Regions from separate parts of the Homo sapiens genome. Here region 1 is linked to region 2. A link is a contact called in ENCODE Hi-C data. All regions are on one chromosome and are shown on one strand. The core of a region is the stretch at or near the end of the contact, and the rest is flanking DNA. Distances in the headings are between cores, read along the strand shown.

Region 1 (4,455 bases), core at 1,479-3,978, 160 kb before region 2:
GGTCTCAGTAAAATGAAGGGATTGGGCTACCCTCTTGTGGGCTATGAATCTTACCTTCTCTCCTCTAAGTGACTCTTGGGTTCATCACTGTTCCCCTCTTCTGAAGGCTGACCATCTATTCCATCCACCCCATGCTAATGTAGCCCAGCCAAGGTAGAGATGGCTGAATCCCCGTGTTTCAGCAAAGTAAAGGAGATGACAAAACTTTGGTTTTAGGCAATCCAGCTAGGTTCCCAGGCTGCCCACTGGCTATCCCTGGCTGCTTAGAATACATATCAGTGCCAGCCTGCAGTGATCATGAACAAAGCCATTAGAGAAAAGATGGTAGTATTTTTATTTTTAACCAAATGACTCACTCCCCCTCCGGCTGTGAGCTGTCAAAGGCACAGGAAGGGAACAGAAGATGTTAGAAATGCAAGTTCATGATACTTTCACCCCCATTGGGAGCCAACCACAGGGGATGCCACACAATCTTGCTCAGCTTAATCAGGCCTAGAAAAAGGTGTTTAAACCAAAGAGACTGTCTCAGGGCTGTAACTTTAAGAAAAAGGAAAAGAAGAGCAATCACATGACCAGTAGGGGACAGTGGCAGAATTAGAACAATTACAACGACTAGAGATGAAGGAATGTGTTAATTAACATTAAGGGCTGAGAACTTCCTGGACTCTGATTTCCAGATGTTGGCTTAGATCAGGAGCTTTTAAGTTGTGCTTTGCAGAGTCCTAGAAGTTCCCTGGGAGCCTTTCATGGGGTCCATGTCTTCTCCTCTGCTTCAGCTGGATTGGCTCTCCTGTATCTATTTCACTTATTAAAGTCATAAGAATTTAATGTAATTATTGGGTCTTTATTATGTGCCAGGCATTGCACTAAACACTCAATAAGTGTGAAGTCATTTAACTTTATAACAATCTTATGAAATATTTACAATTACGATTGCTATTTTACACTTTATGAAATGAAGGCTTAATGCCAAGGTAAATCACTTGCCCTGAGTTAGAAGGCTAATAAGCAGCTTTGAACTAGAAATCAGACCTGTCTATCTGCAAAGCCCATTTTCTTAACTGCAACGCTACTATGGTTCCCCATGCTGGGTTTCCGTGTAAGCTTTTATTTTCAAAAAGTGCTCCATAGTTATTTTAAAAGGAATAAAATAAAAGTCTAAAAGTGACTGATTAGATGTTCTGAGATCCCTCCCAGCTCTAAATTTCTAAATTTTATGATTTATAGAAGAAAAAGCAGAGGCTGCGTTACAAAAACTGATGGTGAGGGACAATGGATGGGGTGTGAGTTAATAATAGCAGCTAATATCACAGCACTTAATAGGTCAAGTGATGCTCTAAACCCTTCATACACATTAACTTATTTAACCCTTGCACCAACCTTCTGTGGTCAGTGCTATCATTATTCCCATTTCTAGATAAGGAAATACAACACAAGAGGTTATAACTTTCAAGGTCACACAAATAGAGGGTAGCAGGCCAGGTTCCAGAGCCTGTATTCCTTGCTACTGTGCTCTGCTGAGATGACTTAGTCTGGGAGAAAACGATTTTCCTTAATATTGGCATTTAGTTTTCAACATCACACCAATGCAAATTTATGTAAATAGACACGCAGATCAGCTGCTATCCTGGCATTGGTGCCAGCTTCCCCTCAGGGACATTGATGCAACAAAATTTGGCCATTGTCACTGATTTGAGCTATCACAGTGGTAGACATTTCAATAATTCCCCACATTTCTTAGGCTTGGAAGACATAAATGAATGTATATTATATAGCTATGGGGCTATACATGCTGAACTTCTGCATCTTTTTCAGAGAAGTATCTCTAGAAAATATCCAATTGTGGATAGTTGGTATGCATCAAAAATGAGATAATGATACCTTGCTTCTGCCTATGACTGCATTTTCATACCCATTGCTGCATTTGGGCCTTGCCGCAGTCCTACAAAAAAGGAAAAGCAAAGGTGATCACTCCTCATACGTGGGAGACAGCAGGACAGAGGACGAAGGGGCTTGCTTAGGATTCTGCTGAAATTTGTTGGCTTGGTTTATCTTCCTATGACTCCTACCCTCTTCACTATTGATTTTTCCATACACTGCCATACTGCTTTCTTTGCTGGATGCAGAAAAGCTAGTGTACAGTTTACCCCATAGAAGTAAAGGGAAAGGAAACTGCCTCACCTGTCCCTTTATCTGCATTCACAGAAGATCAGCATTCAAGTACAATAGAGAGAAACTAGGTTTTGCTGAGTAACTACTATGTCTGGCAGAGTGTCTTGCGTTTTGGATAGGCTAACCATATAATTTATTGCCTTTTGAGAATGAAAGGGGTGCCGTTCACAATTACATCAGGACCACAAGCAAAAACTGAGACCATCCTGGGGAAATCAGGACGTGTGGTCACCCTTGCTGAAAAGCTAATATTCATTTCATATTCACCATAGTCCTCTAATGTAGGTGACTTTTCTCTTTGTTCTGAGTCTCTGAAAGGTAAATCATGCCCAGGGTCACATAGCAGATCTGTCTGTTCGATTCTAAAACCCTGGGTTAAGGCACACATCAGAGACGGGGACTCTTGACACTCCAGCCACACAAGAGCTGACCCTAGCGGTTGCTTGGCTGTCAAGCCTTTTCCTCCCCATCACATTCCCAGCCATCGTCCTTGGCCCGGGGAGCTTGGGTGGGGTGTGATGACTGTGCTGCCCCAGCAGAGGGCAGTGTTGCCATGCCTGCCAAGGCGGAGGGCTACAGGAAACGGGAGGGAGCCTGGGCTACGCAGGCCTGGTGGCCGGTGCCGCGTCCCTAAAACAGCCAGCCTTATAGGGCTGCCTCCAAACCAGCTGCTTTTCTGGCTCCCATCCCCTCAAGCCTCACCGTGGATAAACGTACTGTCCCCCTCACCTGTCTATTGGCTCCCATGATACAACACCTGAACAAATTGAAGAGCTCTGTGACACCTGGGGTGGAAAAAGACCCGGGGAGGGTTTCCAGATTGGAAACAGGAACTGTTGCCATTTTCTTGTTTGCTCAGAATTACTCCAGAGCTGGGAGTGCTGTTGACATATGTGTTACCACTTAATCTTTCATAAGAAATCCTTTTCATGGGGGAGCTGAGCTCTGGATCCGCGCCAGTTTAGATAATTACATTCCCCCAGAAGACTGAAGCTGTGACGGCTGCATTCTTTTTCTGCTAAGAGTTAGGAGTTTCAAGGGTACAGGTTGGGCAAGGGGGCTGGGAGTAGGGGTAGGTGACATCGTGGTCCTTAGGAAAACGATAACCGGGGTTTGGTGAGGAAAAGTTAACTTCAAAGTGTCACCCAGTAACAGTTTTTTTTTTTTTTCCTTCCCTTGGACTTCATTCAGTGTGAAATTCATTTGTAGTTTTTGTCTGTAACTAGAATTCAATTTTTGCTCTTTTAAAAGAAACCTGATTTACAGAGGGTGTGAAACAAAGCAGAAAATGATAAGAGGAGGGAAAAATAACAATTCAGATGGGAAAAAAAAAAGAGAAAGAAAAAAGTCCTTTTAACAATTTCTCTGATCTAAAGTGGTTGGGACAGCATTTTTATATTAAGTTCAGCATTTTGTCAGAAGGGGATGAGAGTGCCCTGTGATCCTCGAATGAAGTATTGCTGGTGATTTTATACCCTCCTGCTGGCATAGATCTTAATCAACCAGAAAACTTCAAAATGACAAACAAACAAAAGACAGCTTTGCTCTCTGAGGTTCATTAGCTCAGGCCAAGGTTGAGATGCATCAGGAGGAGAGGCACCAGAAATAGGCGAGCTTGAGAAGTCACTTTGTGGGTAATTCCACCACCCACTTCCTCCTGCCACCCCCCACCCAGGCCAGCTCTGCCTCCTCCAGTGACCAGAGGCTGGGTCACCGGAGTTGATGGTGAGAGGAGTGGAGGCCAATGGTGCAGCTGATGGGGCAGGAAGGAGGAAGGGACTCTCTGGTGTGCCGCCGCATTCAGAGCCTAAAGTTATTTGCCTCTGCTTTCAAGGATATCTGCTGGCATCATGAGAATCAGAGCAAATCCAGACCAAGCTTTATCTCCTCCTTCCCAGCCCAGTTCCTCTTCTTCTGCTCGTTTATTATGTTTAGAAGGCCCCCTGTCTCCTGGAGATCTGAATTGAAACCTCAGAGAGGCCGGACACAGTGGCTGATGCCTGTAATCCCAGCACTGGGAGGCTGAGGCAGGTGGATCACTTGAGGTCAGGAGTTCGAGACCAGCCTGGCCACCATGGTGAAACTCTGTCTCTACTAAAACTACAAAAATTAGCTGGGCATGGTAGTGCGTGCTTGTAATACCAGCTACTCAGGAGGCTGAGGCACGAGAATTGCTTGAACCCGGGAGGCGGAGTTTGCAGTGAGCTGAGATCCAGTGCGAGAACACAGTGAGACTCTATCTCAAAAAAAAAAAAAAAAAAAACCTCAGAGAAACATTCCTCC
Region 2 (4,413 bases), core at 207-2,706:
TAGGAAGAGGTCTCCAGAAACACAAGGTGGACTTTCTTCCTTTCTGTGCTGTCTGTGAAAATAAGCAGTTGGGCTGGACTGTGTCTATCAGTGAAATACAATATGAGGAACAGAAGTGTTCCGCTTGGGTTTCCGGTTATAGGAGCATGGTGATTTTTCAGGTGATACTCATTTAGATTACAACTTGATAGCGGCTTCTTCTGAAACCAGGTGAAGAATTCGTGGCTAATATTGCCACAATTTGTTGTTTACTGTTCCTATCTGCTTTGTAACACCTGCACTATGCTGTCCTTCTTGCATCTCAAACAACATCCTCTCCTTTATCTAGAGCCAGATTTGTTTGGCTGTTAATGTGATTTGCCTCTAAGAAACATTCTCTGAAAAGTCCAGAACAGCCTATGTTTAACCTTAGTAGCCTTTGATACGTCTTTTTGCAGCATGCTTATGTCAGGACATAAAAAGTCTGAATGTGAATTACGAATGGAGTTGTGTGCCATTTGTCGTTCACAACTGCTCTGTGGTCAATTTGTTTTCTTATTGACTTTTTTTTCTGTTCTCATCTGTTATTTTCCAGATATTTATTGGGTACCTAATACTGTGTATTATTACCTTGGAATAAGTGGAAAAAGAATATAACTATAGTGCATCTTGTCTCTTAAAGCAGAGTCAAAATTCCTCTAGTAAAAGTCAGTTTTGTTTAGGCTTACCTCGTCATCTACCTGAATGGACCTTAGTGATTTGTTTAATTCAATCCTCTCTTTATATAGTTGAGAAAACTAAGGCTCCTAGAGGAAAAAGTGACTGACTCAAGGGTACGCAGCTCCCATGGGTGTAACCTAATTCTGATTCCTACTCCAGGGTTTCTTACCTATATGCTGCACAGTGCCCAACACTGTGCAGAAAAGAGGAAGGAAGAGGTCATCAGGGCAAGTTAAGCAGGGTAGCTAAGAAATTAGTGAGTCATTTATTTGCTGTATTTTCTCCATTCAATATATACTTTTTAAAGACTCGTTACTATTTGTGAGGTGTGAAAAAAACAGTCTCTGCCATCTGCCAGTTCACTTCCTGGTAGGGGAGAGAAATCCACACACATTTAATTTGCATACAGTTTAGAATTTTGGTAAGTGCTACGATCACAATAAATAAAATGAAACGTGTTTGAAGGTCAGAGATTAATTGTGTTTGGTCCTATGAGCAAGTTTCTTACATTTTAGAACTTAGAGTACACGAGGGAAGAGGCATTCCATGAAAAGGGGCTAGCGGAGGAACATAAGTGTAAAAGGCCTCCAAATATAGTTTGCAGCATATACCAGCAGCAAAGACAGGAAAGTACCCCACTTAGGATCTGCTGGAGGTTAATCCTGATCTTACGCCACTTCCCATTTAAGGTTTCATTGGTTTTCACGTAAGTGTGCATGGATGCAGTGTTAGCTCTGGCCACATGATGGCGGTGCAGGGCCACAAAAGGGTCGCAAAGCCTCTGAACTAATTTTGAAGGTTGTGTTTGTAAAAAATGCCGGGAAGGAAGAAGGGTGCCCCAGACCAGGGGTCAGAGCGGCTTGGAGGGGCTTCTGGGAGAAGACAGCAGCCCTCAGATCTGGAGAGGCGGGTGCCATTATTCTGAACCTCTGGTCTGTTCAGAAACTCCGGAAATAATTTAGATGTTACATAACCTGTAGCCAGTGAAGAAAGCAGCCCTTTTGAATAGTACCCATTTAAAAAAATAAGAAGGCTTATAATACCCCACCTCCCAGTTTCCCTGAATGCTTTCCTTCTCTGTCAGGGTTGTGCCTGTGGTGCCTTGTTGCCACTTTGGTTGAGTAAAATGAGAGGTAGTTATCCAATGTGTTGGGAAAAGGAATAAATTGTTTCTTAATTACAGTACCCCTCAGACAGTATACGGAGAGGGAAAGGACACTAGTCCAAAACCCTTTGATCTGGGCTTGCCTTGCTCAGGCCACTTGCTTGGTTTTTCTCATCTCTTGAGTATATGGCGTGGGGGGTGGTTTTGTGTGTGTGTGTGTGTGTGTAATGGTGTGTGGTTGTGCGATTGCACCTATGTGTAGTGGAGGGAATAGAGATACATGTGGTGGTGCTGGCACAGGCCATAGCTAAGGGCATTTTTGGCTCTGTGTAGAGTCTGGGATAGAGAAAGAGGAAGAGAGTGAGAGAGAGAGAGAGAGAGAGACAGAGACAGAGAAAGAGGGAATGAATTCCCAGAAGATTCCTGGGGTTAAGGAAATGATTTGATTAAAATCTCTGGCAAAGAGTGAGTTTTGAAATCGATTATTTAACCCATGTTCTTCCCTGACTTCTCACTTTTCAGTCCACCCCTGCATGCTGTCTGTGCCTGTCTTGTTCTTTCTGTCTTGGCAGCCACTCCTGTCTCCTCTCTTTCAATCTCTATTACCCTCAGTTTCCATCCTCTTTTCTGTTGCTTTCAAATAAAAGCTTTGTGGGAGAGAAAGAGGGCCTAGGGTCAGACTATACAGTGCCCCCAAGAAAAGGAAGAAAAGAATGATGGAAGAATCCCTGCTGTCTGTGTGGCTGGGGGTGGTGGGGGAAGCAATGTTGGAAGAGAGGGATGATAAATAGATAAGCCCCCACGTTGAGGAGGCTGCTGTCCAGGAGAAATCCTGCTTCAGAAGAGGAGGAAACAAATAAAGACAAATGTCCAGGAGCTGGAAATGGGTGGAGTTGATGAGATGGGGTGTTTGTTTGCGTGTGGAAATTGTAGCTTCTCTCTCTTTTCATTCTACAAAGACAGAACTTCTCAATTTTTAAGTCACAATACATTTCCAGAAATCATTTATTTCTAAACATTACCAGTCAAATCCCCCATTCCTTTCTGCTTTTAGAATTTGAGTGAGATTGATTTGTGTTTTTAATTTTAAAGGGCAGAAAAACAGGCTGTTCAAGTGTTCCGCTGGCATGGGAATTCCGGGCATGGTCTTTGTCCTCCTCCCTTCATTCTTTCCCACTCCCTCTTTTCTGCCCCCTCATCCACACCAGGGAGGGTCCCCAGGATGCCAAGATAATAATTTTGATTTGGTTTTATTTTTATATTTATAATGCAACGTAAATTTTTTTCCAGAATTGATATTTGTAAAGACCATTTTCAAATATACACAAGTCAGAGAGGCAGCGTGGGTGGGATTTGAGAAAGAATGTGTTGTTTTTCTCTGTTATCATTATTATTTACTAACCTTTTATTCAAGCACTGTAATGGAAGATCGACAAAACAACTCTCATCCCATAATCAATTATAGCTGGAAGACAATAAATAGCTATTCAACGTTTCTTTCATGTTCTGGAAAAAATGGATATATTGACTGCCTTTAAAGTTGGGGCCCTTCCATAGACGCTGGGTGGGCTGTTGTAATTGGCTCTTCTAATCCCATAATCTTTATGAGCTTGGCATAGATGAACATAACAAAAATCATGATAAAAACAATAATTTACTTTGGTGTTAGCTGTTAGAGTTTGTAAAACAATGGCATAGGCATTATGAAATTGAATTATTTCAACTGCCCTGTGAGATAGTAATTATTTTCCCCATTTTGTCAATGAGGCAACTGTGATTCAGCCAGACTGAACTTGGGCCAGCATTCCCCTCACTACATCCAAGCAGCAGCAGCCTAACGCATCCTCTTTCTGCAGATGTACAGACCAAGTCTAAATGAGGTGGCACACATTCAACGAGGGTAAGGTAGGATGGGTACAAAATGCCCACAGATGCCCCAGGAAGCAGACCAAGAGCAGGGAAGTCATTTGGAAACAGACCTTCTTTCAAGTTCTGACTTCACTCTTACTAGATCAAAAGCTGTGGACATAAGACATGACTTTTTCAAACTTTAGTTTTTTCAACTATACAATGAGGATAAATGTGCCTGCCTTTTGAGAAGATTAAATGAGATGAAATTAAATGAAATGAAATGATGTAAAGTGTTTAGTATGGATTCCACACATGCTGGTTGTTATTATGCCACATACCGTCTACATGAACCATCCATTCCGAGACCTCTTATTTTATTTTTTTATTTTTTTATTTCTTTTTTGAGACGGAGTCTCACTTTGCCTTGTCACCCAGACTGGAGTGCAGTGGTGCAATCTCGGTTCACTGCACCCTCCACCTCCCCAGGTTCAAGCGATTCTCCTGCCTCGGCCTCCTGAGTAGCTGGGATTACAGGCACATGCCACCATGCCTGGCTAATTTTTGTATTTTCTAGTAGAGATGGGGTTTTGTCATGTTGGCCAGACTGGTCTCAAATTCCTGACCTCGGTGATCCACCCACCTTGGCCTTGCAAAGTGCTGAGATTACAGGCATGAGACACCATGCCCAGCCTCCTAGACCTTCTTTCAACCAATATCAGACACAAGGGAGAGAGAAACTGTATTATTTATCTATTGCT

Evidence for each region. A loop is a pair of places that touch in the nucleus more often than their neighbours do. Pooled maps may share reads with other maps.
Region 1: a loop to region 2 is called in a map of dorsolateral prefrontal cortex, with 4 times the contacts of the local background. The contact joins two enhancer-like sites. A Hi-C loop is called at or near these places in 5 of 168 maps with a recorded cell type or tissue (Caco-2, HepG2, dorsolateral prefrontal cortex and 2 more), 9 of 37 single-sample maps with no recorded cell type and 17 of 50 pooled maps.

The regions. Positions count from the first base shown.
Region 1 is chr9:117,484,988-117,489,442 of GRCh38, forward strand. No RefSeq gene overlaps it. Among named protein-coding and RNA genes, the nearest start is that of ASTN2, 72 kb to the left of the region's middle. RefSeq lists an enhancer at 2,796-2,955. Within about 2 kb of position 2,729, at least 5 of the 41 ENCODE cell types and tissues checked have a DNase peak (open chromatin) inside an H3K27ac peak, as active enhancers do; they include dorsolateral prefrontal cortex, where a contact is called at or near this core.
Region 2 is chr9:117,643,400-117,647,812 of GRCh38, forward strand. No RefSeq gene overlaps it. Among named protein-coding and RNA genes, the nearest start is that of TLR4, 59 kb to the right of the region's middle. Within about 2 kb of position 1,457, at least 10 of the 41 ENCODE cell types and tissues checked have a DNase peak (open chromatin) inside an H3K27ac peak, as active enhancers do; they include dorsolateral prefrontal cortex, where a contact is called at or near this core.